Linked DNA regions of Homo sapiens: region 2 is linked to region 1. Evidence: chromatin loops called from intact Hi-C (ENCODE). Cell type or tissue: endothelial cell of umbilical vein. All regions are shown on one strand. Links, peaks and the distances in the headings refer to the core of each region. The heading gives the core; the rest is flanking DNA.

What was found. Hi-C counts contacts between places; a loop is a spot of excess contacts. Peaks named below come from ENCODE experiments on the same cell type or tissue, not always from the same donor. Only the 100,000 strongest peaks of a DNase experiment are listed, where the experiment ranks them.
Region 2: a loop joins it to region 1, with 10 times the contacts of the local background. A loop is called at or near these places in 1 of 110 quality-filtered maps.

Annotation. Positions count from the first base shown.
Region 1 is chrX:97,024,189-97,028,590 of GRCh38, reverse strand. All of the region lies in intron 17 of DIAPH2 (diaphanous related formin 2), which reads right to left. Among named protein-coding and RNA genes, the nearest start is that of RPA4, 140 kb to the right of the region's middle. RefSeq lists an enhancer at 540-1,142. In endothelial cell of umbilical vein, for the core only: no CTCF peak of the experiment used is centred there; a DNase peak (open chromatin) is centred at 1,940.
Region 2 is chrX:97,739,895-97,744,296 of GRCh38, reverse strand. No RefSeq gene overlaps it. Among named protein-coding and RNA genes, the nearest start is that of ERVFC1, 100 kb to the left of the region's middle. In endothelial cell of umbilical vein, for the core only: no CTCF peak of the experiment used is centred there; no DNase peak of the experiment used is centred there.

The DNA of each region.
Region 1 (4,402 bases), core at 87-4,086:
GCTAAGTGAAAGGAACCAGACAAAAAGAACACAGATTATGTAATTCCATTTATATGAAATGTCCAGAATAGACAAATACATAGAAACAGAAAATAGGTTAGTGATTGACAGGGGCAGGGGTTTGAGGATGGAAGATGAGGAGTGACTGCTAATGGGTACAGGTTTCTTGAAAAACAAAAACAAAACCAAGAGAAGATGTATCAGGAAGGTCTTATCAAACATAAAGATGAAGAATGATAATAGCTGAGAGAAAAGGTTAGAAGGTAGGAACTAGAGGCAATAGAGAGAGTAGTTTCAGTAGAGTAACAAACATGGGTACCACACTGCCAGGGGTCAATGAAAGGGCTGGAAAGTAGCAGATGCACTGGATATTGACATCATATTGAAGATGATTGGCCACGAAAATAATAAAATCATTTAAATGTTAGGAAGATAGGCACACTGAAAACAATTCCATGACCATTAAAAAAAATTCTATGAAATATTTTGGCATCCTTATTTCTATAATGCAATTAATTTTCTAATACCTTAAGAAGATTAAAGCAATAATTATGTAAATGACCAAGCTTATATATGACATTGCCACAGCATTTTACATAATACAGCTTTTTAAATTAAAAATTGCAGTTTATAACTTTTCCTATTATTGCTCTGAATCAATTATTTTTTTCCTCAAAATAAAGACCTGGATGTAATTGCAAGAAAAGTTTAGAAAGAAACATAGGGAGACTCAATGTTTACAAGCGCCTCAGCGTGTTGGAAGCTCTGGTTTCTTTTGGCGTCATTGGAATGCTGCTCTTTATGTAAGTCCATTGTGCAGTAATGAATGAAATGGCTACCGATGCTCTCTAAATAAAAGACTCACTCTCCCTCAACAGAAGCAGGTGCTATGGAACAGCTACTGTTTGCACAGCGACTTTCCAGACAAAAACTTTACACAAAAGGAACATACAAATAATTCCTGGGAGGCCTCCTCTGTGAATCTCCAAGACAATAGCCCAGCTGCAGTAACGCCACATGTGCCACTTTTAAGGTCAGTTTGGTATCTGTGCCTTTTTTGTAGCACTACTACAAGTATATTTATAAGGCACATATCACTTAGAATTAGACATTTGAGGTTATATTTTATTACTTGATGAATGTCTTAGTATAAGGTCTTTATTGCAAACAATCTTTTGGCTGTTGGTGCTTACAGTTGTAACACAATTAAGTATTGCTAAGAAGTATCTTTTTAGCACTTTATCACCCACCATATTTTAGATTTATCTATTATTTTAAAAGGTAGCAGTTGCACGTAACTTACTTTGCAAAAGAATTAGATATTCAGCTTATAAAAATATGAAGTGATATGATTGATAATTTAAGAATCCACACTATAAGCCATGTGATTTATAATTTACTTCGGCACATAATTTATAAAAATATTTGTATCTCTATACTTCAATGGTATCCAGCAATTTCTTTAAAATAACCATCAGAATGAATAAAAGGACAGATAAGGCTTAGGTTTCCACCTAAAGTTGTATCAACAGGTTTTCATATTCATTTTGGGACTCCTAAAATTCCTGTAGTACCAGATGTGTACAAAATAAATTATGAGATAAAACAGCAATGCTACCCAGAAAATGAGAGGAAGGAAAATGATTAGAATCACCTGTTTTTTGTTCTTTTAAAATAATGCTAGAATACTGATATGCTATTTTACAAGCATTATCAACAATGCCATTGATACTTAGCAACTCCTCACACAAGACATGCAAAGGCAAATCAGAGCCATTTTAAAGGAAGGCCAAGCAATATATTTTGTTAAACAAACAAACAAAAAAAACTCTATCTTCTACATGTGAGAAAAAGCGATGTTGCTTACAATCCAATAATAAGACAATTATCAGTGTTTCAACAGGAAGTCTGATAGTCTGGATGTAACAAGGACAGGAAGAAGGCAGAACAGCAGTCTTTAACCTAAATTCAGAACTGAAAGATCAAGAGAGCCACCTGCAGTTTGAAATCCAGAAATACGAAAATTCCTCTGACCCTCTATTTAAAGGCATTGTTTCTAGGGATGATTCTCCCAGAGCTCCTGATTAATTTGGACTTGGTTAGGAAAGTACATCACAATATAACTCAGATGTACTGCAAAATAATTATATTATGTTTTCAGTTCTATGATCCTTTCCATCTAAGATTTGTGCTTTCTACTTTTTTTACAATTATATGTTAATGCATTCAACAAATAATCAAAATATATTTATTGAGCATTTACTACATTGGTTACTTTTTATTTCCTAACCAAATGGCAACAGAACTTGTATTATAAATGGTATTTTACTAACAACTATGCAACAATATGAGTCCCCATAAGAACAATCTTCAACTTTTGGGAGCACTATCAAAATATAAACTATCTTGCTTTTTAAAGTGAAGTTTCTACTTTCAAGTTTGGATTACAATGATTCTAAAATGCTTTTATTATCTCTATCCTCAGTTAGGTAACCATAATGTCCTCATGGCCCATATTAAACATACCTTCAAATAAACATATCCATGTTCATATATAAAGTTTTCAGGCAAGAGCACAGACTATTATGAATCAGGGTCTGTTTGGAGTGTTGTAAGGTAATGCCATACTTGGTGTTGATACCTAAGTCTCTACTGGATCCTAGAGTCCAAGGATATCAACATTTAGACAGGAAGAATAGGTTCTTTCCCATTTTCAGCTTTCACAATGGAGGAGAAACTCTTAACTGAGACTTAGGAGAAAGATGGCTGAAACTGTTTATTACTCTGTTCTACCACTTATAAAAATTAATATTACCACATGATTTCTAGACTACTAAAAAGTAATGATTTATTTTAGAGATTATTGCATTCTCAATTGATCTCTGGGTATGTAACTTTTTTTTTGTTTTTTTGTTTGTTTGTTTGTTTGTTTTGTTTTTGAGACGGAGTCTTGCTCTGTCGCCCAGGCTGGAGTGCAGTGGCGCGATCTCGGCCCATTGCAAGCTCCGCCTCCCGGGTTCACGCCATTCTCCTGCCTCAGCCTCCCGAGTAGCTGGGACTACAGGGGCCCGCCACCACGCCCAGCTATTTTTTTTGTATTTTTAGTAGATACGGGGTTTCACCGTGTTAGCCAGGATGGTCTCAATTTCCTGACCTCGTGATCCGCCCGCCTCAGCCTCCCGAAGTGCTGGGATTACAGGCTTGAGCCACCACGCCCGGCTGTAACTCTTTTTTTGTGTGTGAGACAGAGTCTTGCTTTGTCACCCAGGCTGGAGTGCAGTGGCTCAATCGCGGCTCACTGCAACCTCTGCCTCCCGAGTTCAAACGATTCTCCTGTCTCAACCTCAGGAGTAGCTGGGACTACAGGTGCATGCCACCATACCCAGCTAATATTTGTATTTTTAGTAGAGACAGGTTTCACCACGTTGGCAAGGCTGGTCTCAAACTTCTGACCTCAAGTGATCCGCCCACCTCGGCCTCCCAAAGTGCTGGGATTACAGGCGTGAGCCACCGCACCCAGCCTGGGTAGGTAACTCTTAAGTCTGGAGCTAAATCTATCAACACTTCATAAAACCTAACATGATCAAACATCAAGACTGTTGCTACCACAAGCAAACGTTTCCAATACAGTGATATATCGATTTTCTCAGGAATAACAACACTCCGACCCCCATCCAGGATATCAGAAAAATGAAACAGGGAATGGTGTCTAGTCAACAGAAGCCTATTAGCCTTCTTAAGAAGATTTGGTCAGAATTGATGAGTTAATCTGTTTTTAACAGATCAGGTCATTCTCAACTTAGGAAAGACATCAGTTATTTTGAGATGGAAATCAAGAACAGTCAGATTTTATTCTGGCTTTAATGATATGCCTTTCATATTGGCTAGTTGCTTTGTTTCTTTACCTCTTCTAATCAGATCATACTCAGGAGAAATAAATGGAAATATAAGTGAATCTATTCATGTCTGCTACTATAGTATAGCTATGACAAAATTTATGTTTGAACACAAACCCCCAAGCACTAACAGGGTTGAGGGAAAGAGGACAAGCCTTCTTTTGGGTGGAAGAGTGATAAATCACTGACACACACAAAGAGGGTGACTCTTGCCTCCCTAACCTACACAGACTAAAGCATGTCTTTCTCTGATGTGGGAATGATCTGAATCCCTATCTGTTTTAGAGACACTGGCTCTGGAATATGTGTAGATATGAATACGCTGGATGTTCATTTGAAGGTATTACCAAATGTTTTAGAGACACCAGGGATCTCACAGAATTTCTCCATTTAGAAGAGTTTGGTAACATTAACTGATAACATTAAATGCAATATCATATTTTTAGCAAAATCTACACATAAAATCGAAATATTTTTCCAGGTAAAATACCTTAAATGTAAATTAA
Region 2 (4,402 bases), core at 237-4,236, 720 kb before region 1:
AAGCAAAAGGGGGGAAAGTCCCTTATAAAACCATCAGATCTCATGAGAACTCACTCACTATCATGAGAATAGCATGAAGGTAACTGCTCCCATGATTAAATTGCCTTCCACAGTGTCCCTCCCATGACACATGGGGATTATGGGAACTATAATGCAATATGAGATTTGGGTGGGGACACAGCCAAACCACATCATTCTACCCCTGGCCCCTCCAAAATCTCATGTCCTCATATTTCAAAACACAGTCATGCCCTTCCAACAGTCCCCCAAAGTCTTAACTCATTCCAGCATTAACTCAAAAGTCCAAGTCCAAAGGCTTAATCTAAGACAAGGCAAGTCCCTTCCACCTATGAGCCTGTAAAATCAAAAGCAAGTTAGTTATGTCCTAGATACAATGGGGTTACAGACATTGGGTAAATACACCCATTCCAAATGAGAGAAATTGGGCAAAACAAAGGGGCTATAGGCCCCATGCAAGTCCGACATCCAATAGGGCAGTGATTAAAACTTAAAGTTTCAAAATTATGTCCTTTTACTCCATGTCTCACATCCAGGTCATGCTGATGCAAGAGATGGGCTCCCACAGCCTTGGGCAGCTCTGCCCCTGTGGCTTTGCAGGGTACAGCTCCCCTGCTCCCTGGCTGCTTTCATGGGCTGGCATTGAGTGTCTGTGGCTTTTCCAGATGCACAGTGCAAGGTGTCAGTGGATCTACCATTCTGGGGTCTGGAAGACAATGGCCCTCTTCTCACAGCTCCACTATGCAGTGTCCCAGTAGGGACTCTGTGTGGGGGCTCCAACCCCACATTTCCCTTCTGCACTGCCTTAGCAGAGGTTCTCCATGAAGGCTCCACCCCTGCAGCAAACTTTTGGCTGGACATCCAGGCATTTCCATACATCCTCTGAAATCTAGGCAGAGGTTCTCAAACCTCTATTCTTGACTTCTGTGCACCCACAGGCTCAACACCAAATGGAAACCACCAAGGCTTGGAGCTTGCACCCTCTGAAGCAAATGCCTGAGCTGTACGTTGGCCCCTTTTAGCCACAGCTGGAGCCGAAGCAACTGGGACACAGAGCACCATGCTATGAGGCTGCATACAGCAGGGGGCGCCCTGGGCCCAGCCCAGGAAACCATTTTTCCCTCCTAGTGCTCCAGGCCTATGATAGGAGGGGCTGCTATGAAGGTCTCTGACATCCCCTGGAGATGGTTTGCCCCATTATCTTGGTGAATAACATTTGGCTCCTCATTACTTATGCAAATTTACACAGCAGGCTTGAATTTCTCCCCAGAAAATGAGTATTTCTTTTCTATCACATCATCAGGCTGCAAATTTTCCAAACTTTTATGCTCTGCTTCCTCTTGAACACTTTGCTGCTTAGAAATTTCTTCTGTCAAATACCCTAAATCATCTCTCTCAAGTTCAAAGTTCCACAGATCTCTAGGGCAGGGGCAAAATGCTGCCAGTCTCTTTGCATAGTAAGAGTGACCTTTACTCCAGTTCCCAACAAGTCCCTCATCTTCATCTGAGATCACCTTAGCCTGGACTTCATTGTCCATATCACTATCAGCATCTTGGTCAAAGCTATTCAACAAGTCTCTAGGAAGTTCCAAACTTTCCCACATTTCCCTGTCTTCTTCTGAGCCCTCCAAATTGTTCCAACCTCTGCCTGTTACCCAATTCCAAAGTCACTTCCACATTTTCCGGTATCCTTTTAGTGGCACCCCACTCTCTGTGGTACCAATTTACTCCATTAGTCTGTTCTCAGGCTTCTATGAAGAAAAGAGGTTTAATTGACTCACAGTTCCACATGGCTGGGGAGGCCTCCAGAAATATACAGTCATGGCAGAAAGGGAAGCAAACACGTCCTTCTTCACATGATGGCAACAAGGAGAAGTGCCGAGCAAAAGGGGGAAAAGCCCCTTATAAAACCATCAGATGTCATGAGAACTCACCACTATCACAAGAACAGCATGAGGGTAAGCGCCCTCATGATTAAATTACCTCCCACTGGGTCCCTCCCGTGGCACCTGGGGATTATAGGAACTACAATTCAAGATGATATTTGGGTGGGGACACAGCCAAACCACATCAGGAGTCTTACTCTTATCATGTTAATTCTGGAACTAAGTGCTTCATCCATGTGTATGATAGAAAACACCAGAGCAAGCTTCATAGCTTCATTCACAGAACAAAAGAAAAAAAAAAAAGATGGATCCACAATCTAATGCTTTGCCAGCACAGTAGTATGCTATTTTTCTAGAGTAAATATAGAGTGCCTTTTTTGTGCCAAGCATGGTGTTAAGTGAACTCATTAAATACTATAAAATCCTCAAACATAGGAACTAAGACAATCCCATTTTAAATATGAGGCAATAAAGGCTCAAATAGGTTAAGTGATTTGCCCCAGTAGAGCTTCTCCAATGTGGTTCCAAAGCATATAGAGTCCCCTGTATTCATCCACTCCCAGTATAAGCTTCCCCTGTATATACATGCTTTTAAGGCACATAAGGAAAGACAGAGACCGGTCTACAGACATCACAATTAAGGCTCCTGGTCTGACGCTGATTAGGAAAAGCCCCAGGCAGGTGTGGAAAAGCAGAGCTGAACTAAACTGTGCCTAGAAAACACAGACAGATTCACTCACTGGTTCAGCAATAGATTGGAAACCCAGGGGTTGTTAGTTCTCCTTAAAGCTTTGTTTGAGCACAGATGTGACCCTGATCTTACTAGTGAACCATCCTGGCCTCAGTTTTCTCATCCGTGACTTAGAAATGGAGACTTCAAATACTTGGAAACATAGCCAAGTGACAGGAAATTTCCAGAGCCCAGACTCTCACACTTTAAGTATAACAACACATAGTTTTGTGTAGAGGTAAGTATGTGCTTGTGAAATAATAATATATTAGTCTTTGTCCCTGGTTCCTGGCATAAAGCTTCTAAAACTCTTGTAATTTCCCAGGTGACAGGAGCATCTTTTATTCTAATGAGGTGTCTTGGTGGGCTCCTGCATGGGGGCTGGTCACCAGAAAGACCAAGGCATGATTAGGAGCTTGGAACTTTCAACCCCACTCCCAGCCCCTTCTCCAGAGAGGGAGGGAAGAGGGGCTAGAAATTGAGTTAGTAATTGTTCATACCTACATGACAAAGCCTCCATAAAAATTCCAAAAGTATGCGGTTCTGGAGAGCTTCCAGGTTGGTGAGCAAGGACACATTAGCATGCTGGGAGGGTGGCTGCACCCCAACTCTACAGAGACAGAAGCTCCTGTGCTCAAGATCTCTCTGAACCTTGCCCTATGTATCTCTTCATCTGGCTTTCCATTTACATTCTTTACAATATCCTTTGTAATAAATAAGTAACAGTAAGTAAACTCTTTTCCTGGAGTCTGTGAACTGCTCTTGCAAATGGAACCTGAAAATGGGGTCATGCAAACCTCTGATTTTTACCAAGTCAGACAGAAGTTGTAGGTAACTTGAAAACTTACTACCTGTCATTGGTTTCTGAAGTTGGGTGAGGGAAGTCTTATGGGACTGAACCCTTAACCTGTGAGGTCTGCACTAACTCTGGTCAGTGTCAGCTTGAATTGTGGGATACCTAGCTAGTGTCAGAGAATTGCTTGCTGTGGGAGAGGCACCCACATATTTGTTCACAGAAGTGTTCTGTGTTGAGTTTTGAAAGTATAGTAAGAGAAAAAAACTGTGTTTTTTTTCTATTCAATGATCTATGCAGAAACATAGACCAAAGACCTAGAAATACTATTCCCCTTTTAGGAAAAAAAAGTAATTTACCAAGTTTTTCCTCTGCTAAAAAATGTCATTTTGATGGATATGGCTAAATAGAACATTGAAGGAATGAAAAGTTCTGTCATTTTTTGGAGTAAACTTTTAGAAGTTCCTTTGTTTCCAAATGTAGTCAAAGTAATGTGGTTTTAATAAATATGAAGCTAATAATATAGCATTATTTTGAGCTTATGAATTGTTAAGCTTATTTTTTGTAATGATTAATGATGAATCATTTTATAAAGCTTGGGTGATTCATCAACAGAGCAGCATGCCTTTAAAACAGGTGTTCTGGGAATTTCACAAACTCTGAATTACAAAGTTTTTTTATTCTCTGTAATTTGGGAATTTCCAAGTCACCTGCAAATAGGAATAGAGACAAAGTAGGAGGCATCTACTCTCAGCTCCCCACACTACTTCCATCTTCATGGGATCTTAATAAATTCAGCTATAACAAAATGTAAACTACAAGTAGAGTCCAATTTCAAAAGAGGTCTAGCAGCGTTATCTAAGAGAGATTGTGTAGCTTTTATAGCAGTATGTTTCTTTTAAGTGTTTTGTCCCTGCTGTGTTATCTTAAAGGATTTAAAAAAAAAAAAAAAAAAAAAAGACAGTAGCAAAAATG